Linked DNA regions of Homo sapiens: region 2 is linked to region 1. Evidence: chromatin loops called from intact Hi-C (ENCODE). Cell type or tissue: Caco-2. All regions are shown on one strand. Links, peaks and the distances in the headings refer to the core of each region. The heading gives the core; the rest is flanking DNA. Region 1 holds the start of LINC02925 (long intergenic non-protein coding RNA 2925). Region 2 overlaps CELSR1 (cadherin EGF LAG seven-pass G-type receptor 1).

Evidence for each region. Peaks named below come from ENCODE experiments on the same cell type or tissue, not always from the same donor. Only the 100,000 strongest peaks of a DNase experiment are listed, where the experiment ranks them.
Region 2: a loop joins it to region 1, with 3 times the contacts of the local background. A loop is called at or near these places in 1 of 110 quality-filtered maps.

The regions. Positions count from the first base shown.
Region 1 is chr22:46,541,244-46,544,153 of GRCh38, forward strand. LINC02925 (long intergenic non-protein coding RNA 2925) reads left to right here and starts at 252. Exons shown (of 2, transcript NR_186692.1): 1 at 252-1,691. In Caco-2, for the core only: a CTCF peak has its summit at 1,222 (motif pointing left); a DNase peak (open chromatin) is centred at 1,228.
Region 2 is chr22:46,482,740-46,485,649 of GRCh38, forward strand. All of the region lies in intron 1 of CELSR1 (cadherin EGF LAG seven-pass G-type receptor 1), which reads right to left. Among named protein-coding and RNA genes, the nearest start is that of CELSR1, 53 kb to the right of the region's middle. In Caco-2, for the core only: no CTCF peak of the experiment used is centred there; a DNase peak (open chromatin) is centred at 1,580.

The sequences.
Region 1 (2,910 bases), core at 274-2,773:
CACTGCCCGGCTCATATCCTTCCCCTTTGGAATTGGCTTGGAGCAGGGTCTCTCCTCCCCGGCCCCTATGTGCCCACCATCTCTGGGGTCAGTGGCCCACTCATGACTCTCAGGGCGGGGAGGGGGCTTGGAGTTCAGTAACAGCACCCTGGGTCATTCTTGCACCTGTCACCCTGAGAGCCACTGACCAGTTTTCTGTGCCTAGAATCGCTGCTTGCGGCCTTTCTCAGGGGCTCAATGGATTGTAATTGATGTTTGTATTTTGCACTTGCCCGGAGGTGTTTCACGGGAAGTGAGCATTTTTTAAAACAAAAATAGAATTTAGAAAAAAAAAAGGCAGACACGATGGATTTCTAGTGTTGTACGTGCTGTAGAAAGCACTTGAAAATGCGTTTTGCCAGGGGCCGCAACCAGAAGCTACATGACTTCTGGAATCTGTTCCTTACACAGTAAATTCCTGGGCCAGTTGGTAAACAGCAAGGAGCCACAAGAAATCACTCATAGGCAAAAGCCGAGTGAGCCCAGGCCAAGCTCCACTTTGTCCACTTTGCCCTATTTTTGGAATTCAGGGGGAAACATCTTGGGAGCAGGCCCATTGCACCCCTCTGCCTCCTCTCGATGCCTTACAGTTGGTGGGGTTTGACACATGGAAAATTGTGAAAGTTAGAACACGGAACAAAAATGAAGCCTCAACATAGAGTTAATAGAGGCAAGGGGCTACAGAGAATTTAGATCCTAATCAAGCACGTCTTATGTACTAGCGCTTCCCTGGAAGGCCAGGATAACTTTATGACTACAAAGAAAACATGTTTTCCTGCTTGGAAGTTGCCAGAACTTGTCTAATATAAAAGCTGGGATTTCTTGCCCGTGGGCTGTCGCGTACGGCTACCCAGGCCGCCTCGTGAAGCCTCCTCCTGGGAGCTCGGCGCCCTCAGGTGCTCCCTGAGATGCCAGCACCTGAACGACCTGCTCCAGGGAGGCTTTAGCCCCAAGAAGGTTCTGGAAAGCTCCAGGAAGTTTAGCCGGCACGCACAAAAGCCAGAGACAAATCTCCAGCCTGCCTGGAAATGCTGTGGGCTCAGGGCAATGGGCTGAGGTCTTGTGTCCAAAACTGCTCTTGCATCTCCCTGGGGAGCCCGGGTGGGCAGGAACAACAAGGTCCTGTGGCCATGCCCTCGCCCCATGCTCACCCACACTGCCTGTGCCTGCTGGGCCCATCTCAGGGCTGCACTGGCCCCTAGTGGCCAAGCATGGGCTCTACCCCTCTGCGCCTGCCTGGCTGCCTGTGCAGGTGCCCACCACACTGTCCCTGAGCAGAGCAGAGACCAGCCTGAGCCCCGGGCTCCGTGGCTACCATGCTGAGAGTGAGCCCTGTGCATGCACACACACTTACGATGCTGCTGGCCCCGAGCAGTGGCCGGCCACACGGGCTGCTAGTCATACTGCCCGCTGCTCCTGGGACTCCTGAGCCCCTCACTCTCTATAGGGTGAGGATGCCCAGCTCTGCAAGACACACAGCAAACGGAGCCTCAGAGTGCACAGCGTGGAGATGGGGCTCCCCCCACAGGCTGCACCCCCATCTAGTCCCGGGGAACGAGAATGAAGGGCCTACCTGAGCACACAAGCCCCAGGAGGGCATGGGAGCTGCATTTGGGGGCAGTGACTGGGAGGGCTGCTGACTCCAGGCTCAGGTAAGGGAGATGCACGTGTTCCCGGAAGAGGGTCCACACCTGCTGAGTTCACGCTGCTGAATATCCTTGCTCCTATCACTATTATTATCATTGTCGTGGTCGATCTTGTTTCCTGGCCCCCACCTGATGCACATAAACGTTATCATGGAGCCAATATGGGGGAATATTGTCTCACTTGATTACTGTTCTTTTTTTTTTTTTTTTTTTCTGAGATGGAGTCTTGCTCTATCACCCATGCTGGAGTGCAGTGGCACAATCTCGGCTCACTGCAAGCTCCGCCTCCCAGATTCACACCATTCTCCTGCCTCAGCCTCCTGAGTAGCTGGGACTACAGGCACCCGCCACCACGCCTGGCTAATTTTTTTGTATTTTTGGCAGAGACGGGGTTTCACCATGTTAGCCAGGATGGTCTTGATCTCCTGACCTTGTGATCCGCCCGCCTCAGCCTCCCAAAGTGCTGGGATTACAGGCGTGAGCCTGCGCCCGGCCCTGATTACTGTTTACTGATTACTGATTACTGTTCTTCTTTACATACCTCCCTCCCTTTTTATTTCCCTGAAACTGGGTCTCACTCTGTCACCCAAGCTGGAGGGCAGTGGCATGACCACAGCTCACTGCAGCCTCAAACCCCTGGGCGCAAGTGATCCTTCTGCCTCAGCCTCCTGAGTAGCTGGGACTACAGGCACATACCACTATGCTTGGCTAATTTTTTCTTTTTAATGTTTGTAGTGACAGGGTCTTGCTACATTGCCCAGACTGGTCTCAAACTCCCAACCTCAAGCTATCTTCCCTCCTCAGCCTCCCAGAGTGCTGGCATTACAGGCATAAGCCTCTATGTCTGGCCTTATTTATTTATTTATTTATTTATTTTTGTTTCACTCTTGTCACCCAGGATGGAATGCAATGGCACGATCTTGGCTCACTGCAACCTCCAACTCCCAGGTTCAAGCGATTCTCCTGCCTCAGCCTCCCATGTAGCTGGGATTACAGGCATGCGCCACCACACCTGGCTAATTTTTTGTACTTTTAGTAGAGATGATGTTTCTCCATGTTGGTCAGGGTGGTCACGAACTCCTGACCTCAGGTGATCCACCCACCTCAGCCTCCCAAAGTACTGGGATTACAGGCATGAGCCACTGCGCCCGGCAAAACCTGCATTTTCTTGCACCATCTCTATCTCTAAGAGAAGTCTGAGTGACCTACATTTAAGTTCTCAAGT
Region 2 (2,910 bases), core at 171-2,670, 59 kb before region 1:
GTCCTTCATAGGGAACTCACAAGATGATTCTCTAATCTCCACAGAAGACCAATAGGTCAAGAATAGCCAAGGCATCCCTGGAGAACAGGGGAGGGGAACAAGCTCTATCTGATGTCAAGATTTATAGCCTGTAGACAAGGGAGTGCTGGCATGGAGCAGACCAACAGACTGATGGACAGAAGATGGAGCCCAGAAACAGGTCCACACGCACACACAACAGAGCTGGCAAATGGGAAAGAGGAGCATTCCCACACATGGTCCCAAGCCACTCAGCTGTCTACATAACGGACAAAGTGAAACTGGATCCCTACCTCACACCAAGCACAAACATCAATTCCAGGTGAACTAAGGACTTAAGCAGGAAAGACAAAGCCTATTTTAGCAAGGATCATTCAAAATCATGTTTATGATCTTGAGATAGGTAAGCAATTCTTAAACATGACACACAACACACTATCGTAAAGGGGAAAAAGTATGATTTTGATTACATTAAAAACAAGGACTTTAGAAAGAACCTTATTAATAAATTAATGATGAGACATTAATTAACATAAGCCACAAACTGTGAGACCCGCCTCACTGGGTGTCTAGGGCGCAGTCCTCACAGTTGAGCACACCCTCTTTATGGAAACATGCTATTCCTGACTTTTTTTTTTTTTTTTTTTTTTTTGAGACAGCGTCTCGCTCTGTCACCCAGGCTGGAGTGCAGTGGCAGCCCACAGGTTTTCCATTCAAGGTGCTTTCCCTGACAATCCCACTCTGCCACCCACTTCCTCTGTGAACTTGGGCAAGTCACTTAACCTCTATGTGCTTTGGTTTCCTCATCAGTAAAACCGGGTGATTGGATTTCCTGCCTCCTGGAGTCCCCTGAGGATTGCAAGAGCTACGTAAGTCTTTGCTCCCATTATCTGCTATTGCCTCTCCAACCACCCAGGGAGGCAGAGCAGATTCTGCTACCCCAGTGACAAGGGATGTGGGGCCCAGAAAGGCTCAGGAACTGTGCCCAGGACACACAGCTGTCTGTTGGGGATGCAGGTCGCCATCTTCCTGCCAAGGTAGAGTGAGGCCTGCAGTCTCCACGTGTCTACTCAGCTCTTTCACACCAACACTTTCAGGAGAGAAAAATAATTATTAACTGCAGAGGCTTAATGAGGATATGGAGCTGCAAGGCTTTCTAATACCAATAATTTGTACCTATTTAAGAGCAAAGGTGTAACAACAAAGGCACTGGCACCAACAGGCTCAGAAGCCACATCCCTTGCCTCCAGGTAAAGGAGCACAACTGTCAATTTCACGGAGCACAGAACATTCCCAGGCTCCCACGGGCTCCCACGCTCTGCCCTGGCTCTCAGACTCACCTGTAGGGAGGAGCGCCCCAGGCCTTCCGCCCAGAAATCCAAGGGTACAGGGCAAGAGAAGGGGAGCTGCTGGGGAGAGCCGTTACGACGGTGGGGACGGGTCCGAGGTCTGAACTGGGCACCAGTAAACCTGGCATCCACAGGGCCCACCAGCCCCAGCTGCTCAGTCCCAAGCAAGACCGCTGGGAGGGTCCTGCAGGGGACAGAGTCCCTCCTTCCACCAGCCCAGCCCAGCCCATGGTGGCAGCTGCCTCGGGCCCAGCCCTCCTCAGAAATGCAGGCTGCAGCATCTGCCAGGAACTTGGAGGAGCCACCCCTCCTAGGCCTGAAATGTGTCCCCACTCAGGGGCCCTGAAATCCCTTCCAGAATAATTTCACAGAGACCTCTTTTGAAATGCAAATACCAGGGAGAGGCTATATTAAGCCACTGACCCCTGATAGGGTTAGTGCCTCAAGTTAGAGCTGGGGGCAGCCCGGGACAGCCTGGCAAGGGGCAGCTGCGCTCACATACCACGAGAGCTACCTGGCCCACTCACTGCAGCACCTGTTTTGGCTGGGCATGGGGGTTCTGCCCCAGAGACCCTGTGGCCATCAGAGATGCTGGAGTGAGCGCTCACAGGGACCCCGCCCAGGTGCTGGGGAGGTCCGGCTGCTGCCTGAGGTCTCCAAACACTACCGAAGCCCACCTCCAGGAACAAGGATATCATCCTTGTTACTTCCAGGGACGCCTCCCTCCAATTTAGTGAATGGCGAGCAAATCATTTTCTTTGGGGGAAAAGATCAAATATTGGCCCAGACGTCTATTAATTTGCAACTTGCATTGAAACTGCTGAGAACAGAAAAGCTGAGATTTCGTTTTTCTAGTTAAATATTTGCTGAGAAAATTCCAGTCCTAAATTTCAAGAGACTGATTCAGCATGACATTAGAAGGGTCATTTGAGATGATTAACTAGAGGCTCTCGTGGAAGAAACCTGAGAGAAAGATGACGCAGGCCTCCCCGTGAAAACACTCAGTTTTAGCCAACAGAGAAAGTGTGTGTGTTAGCATCCTTGCTTTTGTCTTGATTGCAGCTTCGAGGTTTTTCTGTAGTTGAGTATTTTAATTTATTTCTTTCAGGCCTCTCTCCCCTGCCACCTCCAGATGGTGAGATTCGTTTCCAGTATTCAAAGACTAGAACAAAAACTCTCACCTCACATTGGGTTCTGCTGGAAGACAAGCCCTCCATCCTGACCTTGGCTCGGGTTCCTCTTCCCAGGCCTTTGTGAGTGGCGCCCCCAACTCCCTCTCCCTGAGGCTAATGAGCTGGATGCCTATTTTGAAACCAGTGAGTAAGAAGATTCAAGCAAAGACTCAAAGCTCCGTTTGGACGGGAGGAGGCCCATGTGCCTGGGAGGCTGCATGCGGGGCCGCCAGGCAGCTTCTGTCTGGCTCATTATGGAGGATCCGGGAGAGAAGTGAACGTCACAAGTAAAGCTGAAAATAAAATCTGGCTGGCTGAGCATCTCCAAATTGCCGAGGAGCAAAAGCTCATCTCCAAGACAGGCGGCCAGC